2 separate regions of the Homo sapiens genome follow, and region 2 is linked to region 1. Evidence: chromatin contacts called from ENCODE Hi-C data. All regions are on one chromosome and are shown on one strand. The core of a region is the stretch at or near the end of the contact, and the rest is flanking DNA. Distances in the headings are between cores, read along the strand shown.

Region 1 (6,860 bases), core at 1,687-4,186:
TGTATAAATCTGTGCTCTTCCCAGGATGGCAGAGGCTATCCCTGCCATCCTCTCCAGAGATATATTATTTCTTCCATGGTAACTTTAAACTTTGTCAAATTAAAAAACAATTGTGGCCGGGTGTGGTGGCTCATGCCTGTAATCCCAGCACTTTGGGAGGCTGAGGCGGGCGGATTACCTGAGGTCGGGAGTTCGAGACCAGCCTGACCAGCATGGAGAAACGCCCCCCCATCTCTACTAAAAATACAAAATTAGTCTGCTGTGGTGGCGCATGCCCGTAATCCCAACTACTCGGGAGGCTGAGGCAAGAGAATCACTTGAACCCGGGAGATGGAGGTTGCGGTGAGCCGAGATCACACCATTGCACTCCAGCCTGGGCAACAAGAGCGAAACTCTGTCTTAAAAAAAAAAAAAAATTGTAATTTTGATTGCGATTGCAGTACTTTTATTGACTAATTTAGGGGAAACAGACATCTTTATAAAAGTAATACATACTTATGTAGTTTCTACAAAGTGTTATTTGTGTTATTTAATCCACACAACTATTATCACCCTCATGTTACAGATGGGGTAACCGAGGCATAAAGAAATTGAATAATTTGGCCAGGCGCGGTGGCTCACGCCTGTAATCCCAGCACTTTGGGAGGCTGAGGCGGGCAGATCACGAGGTCAGGAGATCAAAACCTCCTGGCTAACACGGTGCAACCCCATCTCTACTAAAAATACAAAATATTAGCCGGGCATGGTGGCACGGACCTGTAGTCCCAGCTACTCGGGAGGCTGAGGCAGGAGAATTGCTTGAACCTGGGAGGTGGAGGTTGCAGTGAGCCGAGATCACGCCACTGCACTCCCACCTGGGTGACAGAGCGAGACTCCATCTCAAAAAAGAAAAAGAAATTGAATAATTTGTCCAAAGTGAAGCTGCTAATAAGTGGCAAGGTCAAAAGTCAAAGCCAGGCAATTTGACCCCAGAGCCTGTCCTCTTGTCCTGTTGCCTTTCCACAATATGGACGTGCTCATCTATTTATAATGCACATGCCAGGCAGTTTGCTCCAGCACTTCCCCACATCCCAGTTGGCATCCTTATCCTTTATTAACCCGCTTCTCCCTTGCCATAGCTGATTGGAATAGAGGCGGGTAGAAAACTGATTCAAGCTGGTCCAATCAGATTCTCTTTCCTGGAAATGTGCAGTTACATGGTTTTAACTTGTCTCTTGACCTAGAAAGTAAGGGAAAAGGAGGGAGAGATGTTTGATCTACATGTATGCAGTACAGAGAAAGCAAGGCTGCAGAAAGAAGCAGATTCACAGAGAAGCAGTTATGAAGTCCTGTGGCCCCAGAGGGGTATGATGGATTACCTGCCCATGGTTCTGGGGCTTTCCAGGTCCTAGCTTGCCACTACTAAGGCTCTACTGCCCTGTCCACTCTTAGGGATCTCCACAAGGTACCCCCTCTCCTCCTTCAAATAGACCCCTTTTTGGCCAGACGTGGTGGTTCATGCCTATAATCCCAGCACTTCGAGAGGCAGAGGCAGGGGGATCACCTCAGGTCAGGAGTTCGAGACCAGCCTGACCAACATGGCGAAACCCTGTCTCTACTAAAAATACAAAAATTAGCCGGGCATGGTGGCACGCGCCTGTAATCCCAGCTACTCGAGAGGCTGAGGCGGAAGAGTCGCTTGAACCTGGGAGGCGGAGGTTGCAGTCAGCCGAGATCGCACCACTGTACTCCTGCCTGGGTGACAGAGCACGACTCCATCTCAAAAAATAAATAAAATAAAATAAAATAAAATAAAATAAAATAAAATAAAATAAAATAAAATAAAATAAACCCCTTTCAATTTAAGCTCACCTGACTGACTTTTCTTTGTTTTGAAACTAAATATGCCACCTGAAAACATGTGGTCCTCCATTTACCCAAGTTTTCTTTTAAAGTTTCCCAGTAGCATTTTCTTCACATAGATCCATACATTTCTTGTTCAGTTCATTCCTAAATATATTTTAGGTGGATTTTTTTTTTTTGCTCTTTGCAATAATTTCAGTTTGTCATTCCCCCTTCACATCTTAATCTGCAAAAATTTGGCTTTCATCTGTTGAGACTACCAAATGTCAATGGCTTTTAAATGTGACATTAATCTTCCAAATGCATTCCAAAATAATGTTATCCACTAGATATATTTTATAGTTCTATGCTTTGAAATTGTTCTGGCGATGATTCATATGAGGATGACGATGATTCATCTGATGTAAGTGAGCCACAAGGATCCCAAAGAAGTATAGAATTTCCTATAACCTGATTTAAAAAGAAAGTCTAACATATGAATAGGAACATTGAATTTCCAACACATTCAACTGATATTAAAATAGATAAAATGAAGAAAACTACTTTCAAGACTGATTTTCACATACAAAACAATAAGATAACAGAGGGTATAATTTGGATAAATATTTAGAGTAGACTAGATAACAGAGATTAAGAGAAATTCATATCTCATTCTTAGCATAGGGACATAATCCTGTATCCAAATTCTTTCTTGCCAGATGTGTTTCAGAACTGAGAGTTATCAGGATTTTAGACAGGAATATAATGCATATCCCATATATTCTGTAACAGCCCAGCAGGATCTGGAGCAGAATCTTGTAATCAAACCAAAATATGCATGCAAAAAATGCATTAGTATTAACCATAAGTAGGATAAACAAAGGCTAGAAACAGATACACATCTGTTCAGGTCAGATTTTGCTGCTAAATGAGTTTGCCACGAACTTATGAAAAACTTCAGGTTTCTACAGTTTTTTTCTTTGTTTTGAAATTTTAGACTATGATTTGTAGACCTCTACAAGCAAATATGTTCAGATTTCAACATCTGGCCAGATGTGAGTCAAAGAGTTGTTTTCAAGGCTTGGCTGTGTTAGATAGTCTTGTGGTTTGGGGTGTTTAGTCTGAAGGCAAAGAGTGCCCTTTTTTTTTTTGATACAGAATATTGCTCCATTGCACAGGCTGGAGTGCAATGGTGCAATCTCAGCTCACTGCAACCTCTGCCTCCCTAGTTTAAGTGATTCGCCTGCCTCAGCCTCCCAAGTAGCTGGGATTACAAGCGCCCGCCACCACGCCTGACAAATTTTTGTATTTTTAGTAGAGATGGGGATTCACAAAGTTGGCCAGGCTGGTCTCGAACTCCTGACCTCAGGTGATCCACCTGCCTTGGCCTTCCAAAGTGCTGGGATTACAGGTGTGAGCCATCACGCCCAGCAAGAGTGCACTTTTAGAAGAACAAAATACAGACTTTGAAGCAATTATTAAAAAAAAAAAAGGTCAAGTTTTCTGTTTGTTTGTTTGTTTGTTTGTTTTTAATCAACTTGAATTCTTGACCTTTGTTGTCCATCATTATTTCAGTGTGGTGTTTTGGTTGAAATGAACTGCAATAAACACAAAAACTTCCGAGTAAATCTTAACTAAAAAAACCTTAATGTATTTTTCCTTAAACCTATCAATCAAGAGATCCTTGCCTTGATGTTTTCATTTCTTATTTCTAGTACATAGGAGCATTTCCTTCTAAATATCCTATGGCTGTACAGATATTGCTTCAGTTGAATCTATTAAAGTGTCAAAATTAAGGAATTTATTCAGTCATCATATAAATTGAGTGCCTATTCTGTGCCAGACTCTGTGCTAGGTGTTGAGGATACAGTCTGGTGAGCAAGAAACATTTAAATAAGATTTTACAGTAGAGTATGATAGGTGATGAGGTAAGTACAGTGTGTCATGGAACACCATGTATTGAGATGAGGGAAGGACTAAAGGTTAAGTAATAAATCAGGCAGGTGAAGATGAGGAGGGAAATTTTAAAATGTTCTAAGACAGTTATTTTCAAAGTGTGGTCCATGAATCAGCAGCATCAGCATCATCAGGGAACTAGTCAGAAATTCAGATTCTTGACCCATACCCCAGACCTACTGAATCAATAACTCTGGAGATGGACCCCAGGAATCTGTGTTGTTGTGGTTTTGTTTTTTGTTTTTTGTTTTGTTTTTTGTTTTTTTGAGACGGATCTCCCTCTGTTGCCCAGGCAGGAGTGCAGCAGTGTGATCTCTGCTCACTGCAACCTCTGCCTCCTGGGTTCGGGAGATTCTCCTGCCTCAACCTCTCGAGTAGCTGGGATTACAGGCACGTGCCACCATGCCCTGCTAAGTTTTGTATTTTTAGTAGAGATGGGGTTTCACCATGTTGGCCAGGCTGGTCTTGAATTCCTGACCTCAAGTGATCCGTCCACCTCCGCCTCCCAAAGTGCTGGGATTACAAAAGTGAGCCACTGTGCCTGTGCTATATAACATTCTTGAAGTAACAAAACGATAGAAATAGAGAACGGATTAGTGGTTGTCAGGGGTTAAGGAGGGGGTGGGGGTTGAAGGGAAGTGGGTGTGGCTATAAAAGGGCAGCATGAAGGATTCTGGGGTAGTGGAACTGTGGAAATACTCTGTATCTTGACTGTAGCAATGTCAATTTCTTTTTTTTTTTTTTTTTTTTTTTTTTTTGAGACGGAGTCTCGCTCTGTCGCCCAAGGCTGGAGTGCAGTGGCGCGATCTTGGTTCACTGCAAGCCCCGCCTCCCGGGTTCACGCCATTCTGCCTCAGCCTCCCGAGTAGCTGAGACTACAGGCGCACGCCACCACGCCCAGCTAATTTCTTTTTGTATTTTTAGTAGAGACTGGGTTTCACCGTGTTAGCCAGCATGGTCTCGATCTCCTGACCTCGTGATCTGCCCGCCTCGGCCTCCCAAAGTGCTGGGATTACAGGTGTGAGCAACCGCGCCCGGCCAGCAATGTCAATTTCTTAGTCGTGATAGTTTACTACAGTTTTGTAAAATGTGACCATTGTGGGAAACTGAGTAAAGGGCACACAGAATCTTTGTATAATTTCTTACAACTACGTATGACTCTATAATTATTTAAAAATGAAATATTATAAAATAATGCTATGAAGAATAATAAATCAAGGTATTCGAAGATGTCCTGAGGCAGCTAATTAAAAAAAAAATCAGGGTAAGGGGACAGAGAGAGATGAGAAAATTTATTTTATACGGGGGTAGTTAGGAAAGGCCTAGCTATTAAGGAAGTTAGGGTATTACCTATGAATGTCTGGAGAATATTAGAAGTACAAAGATTCTGAGACGGGGTGTGCTTGGCATAACTGAGGAATGGCAAGGATACCATTGTGGACAGACTAGGGTGAACAATGGAAAGCTATAGGAAATGAGATAAGAGTGGGTGGAGATCGTGGTGGTATAGACACATCGTAGAAGAGCTTATTTCATCCTGAGTAGAATGGGAAACCACAGGAGAGTTTTAAACAGAAAACGAACATGATCTAACTTGAATATTAAAAGTATCACTTCACTGGGTAAAAAATCGAGTGAGGGGGCCATGGATAGAAGTGGAGCATCAATTGTGAGGCTATCGCAATGATTCAGGCAAGCAATGATGGTGATTTGGACTAAACTGGCAGAGCAGGAGGTAGTGAGAAGCAGTCCGACTATGAATAGGTTTTGCAGGAATGGAACACTGGGTGTTCTAATGGAGTGCATGTGGGACGTGAGAGGAGGAGTAAGAGTCAAGAATGATTCCCAGATTTGGGCCTGAGCAAGTGGAAGAATGGAGTTACTATTATGAAATGGTGAGCTGAATGAAGAGCAATATGAAGCTCTTCAGATCAGTTTTGTTTTTGGCTTGTTTAGATGCCTGTAGACATCCAAATGGGGATGTCACATAGCCTGCTGGATAAATGCATATTTCTAGAATTTGGGTAAGAAGTTGGGCTAGTGCTATTGTTTGAATGTGTGTGTCCCTCCAAAATTCATATGTGTGGAACTTAAACCCCAAGGAGATGGCATTAAGAGGTGGGGTCTTTGGGAGGTGATTAGGCCATGAGGGCCCTGACCTCCTGAATGGGATTAATGCCCTTGTAAAAGCTGCCTGGCCCTTTCATTTCTTCTGCCATGTAAGGACACAGCATTTGTCTCTTGTAAAGGACGCAGCAACAAGACAGCATCTTGGGAGCAGAGATAGAGCCCTTTATCATACACTGAATCTTTCAGCACCTTGATCTTGGACTTCCCAGCTCCCAAAATTGTGAGAAATAAATTTCTATTATTTATAAATTACCCAGTCAGTGATATTTTGTTATAGCAGCAAAAACAGACTAAGACAACTAGATAATATGAATTTGGGAGGCAATAACATATAAATGGTATTTAAAGTCATGGACTGGTTGAGAACAGCGAGGAGTGAGGATATGTAGATAGAGAAGAGAAAAGGTCTATGCAATGTGACCCAGGTACACCAGTTTTTAAAGCTTAGGAAAATAAAGGAGGCCTCAACAAAGAATGCAGAGAACGAATGCAATTGAGCTATGAGGAGAACCATGGAGGGTGGTGTCTTGGAGACAAGGTGAAGAAAGGGTCTCAGGCTGGACACGGTGGCTCACACCTGTAATCCCAGCACTTTGGGAAGCCGAGGCGGGCAGGTCACCTGAGGTCAGGAGACTGAGATCATCCTGACTAACACGGTGAAACCTCATCTCTACTAAAAATACAAAAAAACCAAAAATACAAAAAAACCCACAAAAATTAGCCCGGCGTGGTGGCGGGTGCCTGTAGTCTCAGCTACTTGAGAGGCTGAGGCAGGAGAATGGCATGAAACTGGGAGGTGGAGCTTGCAGTGAGTCGAGATCATGCCACTGCACTCCAGCCTGGACGAGAGAGTGAGACTCTGTCTCATAAAAGAAAAAGAGACCAACCAATAAGACAAATGCTACTGATAGGCAGAACAAGACAAGAATTGAGATTTGTCCTTTAGATTTGAC
Region 2 (6,513 bases), core at 2,849-5,348, 650 kb before region 1:
TGTACTATAATTTATTTAACTAATTTAGTTAATTCTCTGTTATTAACCACATAACTTATCTCTAGCTTTTCTTTAAGCCTGGTACCCCTGTGGTAAACATCCCTAAATCTACATCTTTGTACATATTCTTAGGATACATTCCCTAAAGGCACACCAAAGGTTGGGTGATTATATCATTTATTCTACAAAGCAGGATTCTTTGAGAGTGAAAAAAGATAATATTAAAAATCCATAGTAATTAATAAATAACAATAAGCCAGGACTGTTCTGGGCGTGACACACATTGCCAGATTGGCCTCCTGAAATGTTTACACTCCCACGGGCAGCTACCAAATGTCCTTGCTCTAAGCCCTTGCCAATGCTGCCAGTCCTATACCCCTACACCCTCTTACTCTCTAGATCCCATCTTCCAAAAAACAACAACCACACACACTGCAAATACCATGAGAGCCCTCACTGGAGATGTGACAGTGGTTGGCAGAGCTGTTTCTCATGGCAGGGAGAGGACAAGTAAGTCTTTGCCCTGGTTAACAATGATTTGACATTTGGTGAGTTCATTTTGTCTTCTGATCCAGGTACATCCACTGGATTAGTTTCAAGGCAGCAATGACCTGCCTTCCTTACCTGCACACAGGCCCAGGTACAGGCTCAGCCAGAAGAGGAATCTCCCAGGAGGGCCTCTCCCCAGGCCCAGGCAGGGAAGCACTGCCATGGATAGCATCTGCCAGGACAAGCTGACCTGCACAAGAGACAGTCCACCGTGAAGAGCCGAGCATGAGTTGGCAGCTGCTGTCAGCTCAAATTGTCCAGTACGCAAACTTGGTCTTCAGAGGACTGACTTCCTCTTGGATAGAAGAACCCTCTGAAACCATGACTGTCAAGAACACACCCAAATAAAGCAGCTGCCGAAACCACAAAAACAGAAAGACTAGATTCATTGTGAAGATGTTTTCTAACATTCAAATGGGCTTTTGTTAGTTTTGTTTTTGATTTTGGTGGAGGTCATTTGAGTCTTGTTATCAAGGTTACAAAGTGCTCTCTGGGAAAAGATCCGGGCCCATTTACCAGGCTGCCTTGCCTGGCTTTGCTTCTCGGGTATGAAATGAACATTGAGAATGCAGACACTGAAGAAAAGACCTCAGGTATCTTTGACTTTTTTTTTTTTTTTTTTTTTGAGACAGGGTCTCAATCTGTCACCCAAGCTGTAGTGCAATGGCACGATCTAGGCTCACTGCAACCTCTGCCTCCCAGGTTCAAGCAATTCTCCCACATCAGCCTCCTGAGTAGCTGGGATTACAGGGGCGTGCCACCACACCCAGCTAATTTTTGTATTTCTAGTAGAGATGGGGTTTCACCATGTTGGCCAGGCTGGCCTTGAACTCCTGACCTCAAGTGATCCATCCACCCTGACTTCCCAAAGTGCTGGGATTACAGGCGTGAGCCACCATGCCCAGCCTATTTTTGACTTTCTGAGTCAAGTAACCAGATGAAACCAGTCCCCTTGTCCACCCAGAGTCCACTCAGGCTATACTTGATTCATACTTTTTTTTTAATTTTTATATTTTTTTTAGAGACAGGGTCTCATTCTGTCACCCAGGCTGGAGTACAGTGGCACAATCACGGCTCACTGCAACCTCGAACTACTGGGCTCAAGCAATCCTCCTGCCTCAGCCTCCCAATTAGCTAGGACTACAGGCACGTGCCACCATGCCTGGGTAATTTTTTAATTTTTTGTAGCAATGGAGTCTCACTATGTTGACCAGGCTGATCTCAAACCCCTGGTCTCAAGCAACCGGCTCCCTTTAGCCTCCCTAAGCACTAGGATTACCGGTGTGAGCCACCACACCTGGCCTGATTCATATGCTAGACTCATATGCTAGAAAAGCCAACCCCAAATGGGCCCTGATAGAGCAATCTTGTTGGGGACAGTTTTACTTGTAAGTAACTGGCTCCCTGACCTACAGAATATAAGCCTTCAGAAAAAGCTTCAGAAAAAGCTCAGCACCCTGCCTCTCTCCTCCAAATAATGTTCCAGGTGATATTCTGCAAGCACACCTGGAAACTTTGCTCTGTTTGTTAACCTAGAAAATTAAATGAGCAAGGGACAGAGCAGGCTGGCCTGGAACAGGGACTGGGTACAAACCAGATCTCCAAAGCTTGGGCTTATTCTCTGAAAGAAATGCTCTTTTTAATTTCAACTCTGATGTCTTGGTGGAGACATTCAACTGGAGATCTGGAGTCTTTGATATAAGCAAAGGCAAGCTTGTGGGATCACCACTGGCTACAGAAAGAAGCCCAGCTCTTTGGCAAAGAAAATCCTGGGCTCAGAGAGTGAAGAGTGTGTCAGATTTCTCACGTCAAAAGTCAGCTTTTGTATTCAGAATGGAGCCAGAAGGTCCTGAATCCAGAATGGCCTAGAGCCTCCCCACATGCTGTCCTAGCGGGGGCTTTAGCAGGTGGATTTTGATAAAGATAGCTTTGGATGCTAAGCATAGAAAAAAAGAGAAATGTTGGCTCTAGGCTGGGTATGGTGGCTCACACCTGCAATCCCAGCACTTTGGGAGGCCAAGGCGGGTGAATCACTTGAGTCCAGGAGTTCAAGACCAGGCTGGGCAACATGGCAAAATCATCTCTACAAAAAATACAAAAATTAGTCGGGCATGGGGTCACCCACCTGTAGTCCCAGCTACTAGGGAGGCTGAGGTGGGAGGATCAATTGAGTCCATGAGATCAAGGCTGCAGTGAGCCGTGTTTGCGCCACTGCATTCCAGCCTGGGTAACAGAGAAAGACCTTGTCTCAAAAAAGGAAAAAGAAAAAAGTTGGCTTTAGCACCTCGAACCCTAGATGACTTCCTGAGTGTCATATTCTTTGGCTGCTACTCTGGAGTCACATCTCAGGGAAGATCCAGACAGACGGCTTTGGTCTTTGTGTTTGTAGGTCCTTTTTCCCTCAGATACTCACCTGCCCTACTCCCTCACCTCATCTATGCCTTTGCACAGATATTAGCAGATATCTGTGCTGATAAAAGTTGCGACTGCACCAGGCACAGTGGCTCACACCTGTAATCCCAGCACTTTGGAAGGCTGAGGCAGGAGGACTGCTTAAGGCTAGGGGTTCAAGACCAGCCTGGGCAACACACCAAGACCTTATCTCTGAAAAAAAAAAAAAAAGTTGTAGCTCATCAATTACCCTATCTGAAATAGCCCTGAATCCCCTGCCTTATTTTCCTTTATTGCACTTGTTACTACATCCCATTATATTTTACATGTATGTGTTTAATATTTGCCTCCCTAGTTAAAATGTAAAGTGCATGAAAGGAGACATTTTTATTTATAGTCAGGTCCGCAGATCTTAGGACAGTGCCTGGCACATAATAAAAGCACAATAAATATTTGTTGAATGAGTCTTAGAGTTGAGTCAAACATCAGATAGCAGGTATTTCTACTGGGCAAATGTGGACTCACCCCAGAGGTGTGTAGAAGAGGGTGCAGAGTCTGGAGTAGTTTGGGGTGTAGGTGTCGGGGGAGAGGCAATTGTCTCGGGTGGAAACAAAATCCATGGCTTGTGCCCCTGCAGTTGCAAACACCATGAGTAGACGACAGAGAGAGAGAGAGAGAGAGAGAGAGAGGGAGGGAGGGAGGGGGAGAGAAAGAGAGAGAGAGAGAGAGAGAGAGGGAGGGAGGGAGGGGGGGAGAGAGATTGAGAGAGAGAGAGAGAGAGAGAGAGAGAGAGAGAGAGAGAGAGAGAGAGAGAGAAAACTAATTGTAATTCCTACTCATAGCCACAAGATGGCACTATTGCTCAGAGTCTTTACTCTGAAAAGCCGAATCTAGCAGAATCTAGCAGTCTAGTTTGGGATTCCTTGCTTCTCTCCGTCTCCTCCCGTTTCTCTCTCCGCTTTCCTCTCTTTTGTCTTCCTCTCCCTTCGTTTTTAAACACTGCTTTTATGGTGGACTTGAGCAATAGTATAGGAGAAGCCATTGGTGCTCAGAGAGAGATCCCCGAGATGGATATTTGGCCACACTAGGCACAATGGTTTGCTCACTGAGCACGGCCGGAAGGCCTGGCTTCACCAGCTTCCTCTTCTCTCTGGCCAGAACCCACAGCCTTGCTGTTCTGGACCTGGCCCGTGGCTTGGGAAGCCTCCAGGGACAATCTTGCTTCTCCCTCCCTTACTCCATCCTCCCCACCCCATAACATGCTTATCTGGGAAGCACCTGCCCTCAGATCTGGTTCCAGGGGTCCTTGCTTTCCACTTGAGAAACTGTAAACACGCACAGAATGTCTCCTGGTGGGGGTTCTGAGGCCTTTTCCTCCCTGGTATTTTAGCCTAAGGAAAAAGCATTCAGTGGTGTGGGGATGGTGGGTGGAGCTTGCGGTATTTTTCTAAGACTTTTGCAGTTGGGGAACAAATCTCCAGGGAAGGGGCAGGGCCTCGGGCTAATTCCAGTACAGTAGGATCAGGGCCATGAAAACATCACACAAAGGAAACTTCAAAGCTCTTCCCCAGTCTGAATGGGCAGGGCCTGCTGAGAGGTCAGATGTTAACCTGATCCAAATGCCCTCTTGCTTTCAGGTGCCCCTCGCAGGCCTGCACACCCCTAGGGGATCCACCCTCTCCCAGGTCAGAATTCCACAGGGCCCTGAAGCTTCCTTACGCAGTGCTCCCCATCCCTGTGCTTGAAGCAAAGCCAGGGAGGGCAGAGCCCAGAAGTTGGGATCTGGTTCTGACTGTTCTCTGGCCTTAGGAGTAGAGGCCAATTTCATCTCTGCAAAGTGAGGCTGGGGCTGAGGAATGAAATTACACCTTCATCCCGCTCAGTCCTGCCTCATCCCCAAACCTTGCCAAACCCTGACACAGCTACTTTGCAGGGAGTGGTGAGAATTAGGAATGCTGCAAGGTCACTTAGGGTGATCATTAGGACAGTCATTAATTTCTGAGGCCTAAGAGTGACTAATTTATCTCTGATAGACACAGGGATCAAAGGAGAGTATTTATGGCTTAGAAACAAACCTCCCATTCTTTCCCCTGCTATAATAAATAATAAAAAGCTCCCAGGCCTCCCTCCCTTGTCCATCTCTTCCCTGCCCCTTCCTCTCTGTCTTAACTGTCCCTGCACAAAAATTAACCCTACTCTTGCTTCTCTGTACTCTTCCCCTTCCTTCTGTAAGAACCAGAGAGGGGAAGAGAATTAGCTGGCCCTGAGAGCTTCAGCTGCAACTGTGCTGTGGAGTGAGGGGTGCTGATCCCAGGGGAGGACATAAGCCAGGCCAAGAGTGGGCTCTCCCTGGGCATTTACCATGTTTACTTTCCTAAGTATGTATACCAGGGCCTGGTTAGGCTAGAAAGCAGACTGTCACCAGGTTTATTAGCTGTGTGACCTTGAGCAAGCTACTTTTTTAAAGCCTCAGTTTCCCAATCTATAAAAGAAGGATAATAATAGCATCACAGACTGGCTTATGAGAATGACATAAGATAAAATATATAAAGTGCTCAGCACAGAGCCTGATGCAAAATAATGGCCACCACATTTACCAGGACCTCAACATCCTTATTTTATTTCCAAGAACTTGAGGCTGCAGTACAAACTGAGTCCTTCACTTTCTGTTGTAGCCTCTGGGAGACGCCAAAGTGAGGATGGGTGTGGCCCTCCAAGGACGCTGGACCCCTGCTGTAACAAGACACAGATCACACGGGAGGGGTTCTCAGCCTTAAGGATGCCGTGAGGTGGGCCTAGATCATGGCTTCTCACCGCCGCACTACTGACAGACCATTCTTTGTGGTGAGGCTTTGTTCTGTGCATTGTAGGCTGTTTCGCAGCATCTCCGGCCTCTGTTCACTAGATGCCAGTAGCAGCCTTCTAGTCATGACTATCAAAAATGCCTTTAGACATTGTCAGATGTCTTCTGGGGGACAAAACTGCCCTTAGTTGAGGGGCACTGGTCCAGGAAGGTGGGAAACATAGGGGCAAACCTGGCAGGGGTGAGGAAGCAGGTATGAGCCTGCGCACAAGAGCCCCTCCTACCCTGGGCAGGGCTCAGGCAGACCCTCAGCTGACTGTGGAGATTGGCCCTGGAAGACGAAGTTCTCTCTAGTAAGGCCATGGCCTTGCTTCCTCAAGAGCTGATGCCCTGCTTGGACATGGACCCCTGGATTCCCCCCAGCCCAAACCAACATACACAACCCTGTCCAGCCCCAGGAGTGCTGGCCAAGAAACAGTGCCCTGGTGGCACAGAATGCTCACTAAATGGACCCTGGGTCCATTCTCATCTCAGGGCAGAGCATGGAGCCAGGCTGGCCCTGCCACTCATGCACTGTGTGGCCTTGGGCAAATTGTTTCACCTCTCTGTGCCCCAGGATCCTTATCTGTAAAAATACCTTCCTAGGCAGGTTGTTGTGAGGATTAAATGACTTCATATTTCTAACATACTTAGAAGAGAGCCTGACTCATAGCAAGCACTAAGTGTTTGTTAAAGAAGCCAAAACCCAAAAAGAAGCTGCTGCAGACCAG

What was found. A loop is a pair of places that touch in the nucleus more often than their neighbours do. Pooled maps may share reads with other maps.
Region 2: a map of psoas muscle shows a loop between it and region 1 (8-fold over the local background). The contact joins two enhancer-like sites. A Hi-C loop is called at or near these places in 2 of 168 maps with a recorded cell type or tissue (Caco-2 and psoas muscle) and 6 of 50 pooled maps.

What each region holds. Positions count from the first base shown.
Region 1 is chr2:61,755,252-61,762,111 of GRCh38, reverse strand. The region is part of intron 1 of LOC107985767 (a long non-coding RNA gene); the gene reads left to right. Among named protein-coding and RNA genes, the nearest start is that of FAM161A, 95 kb to the left of the region's middle. Within about 2 kb of position 2,936, at least 5 of the 41 ENCODE cell types and tissues checked have a DNase peak (open chromatin) inside an H3K27ac peak, as active enhancers do.
Region 2 is chr2:62,409,541-62,416,053 of GRCh38, reverse strand. It overlaps LOC105374764 (a long non-coding RNA gene), which reads right to left and starts at 861. Exons shown (of 6, transcript XR_002959390.2): 1 at 625-861. RefSeq lists enhancers at 630-699, 3,860-4,049, 4,321-5,080, 6,012-6,091, 6,332-6,421. Within about 2 kb of position 4,098, at least 26 of the 41 ENCODE cell types and tissues checked have a DNase peak (open chromatin) inside an H3K27ac peak, as active enhancers do.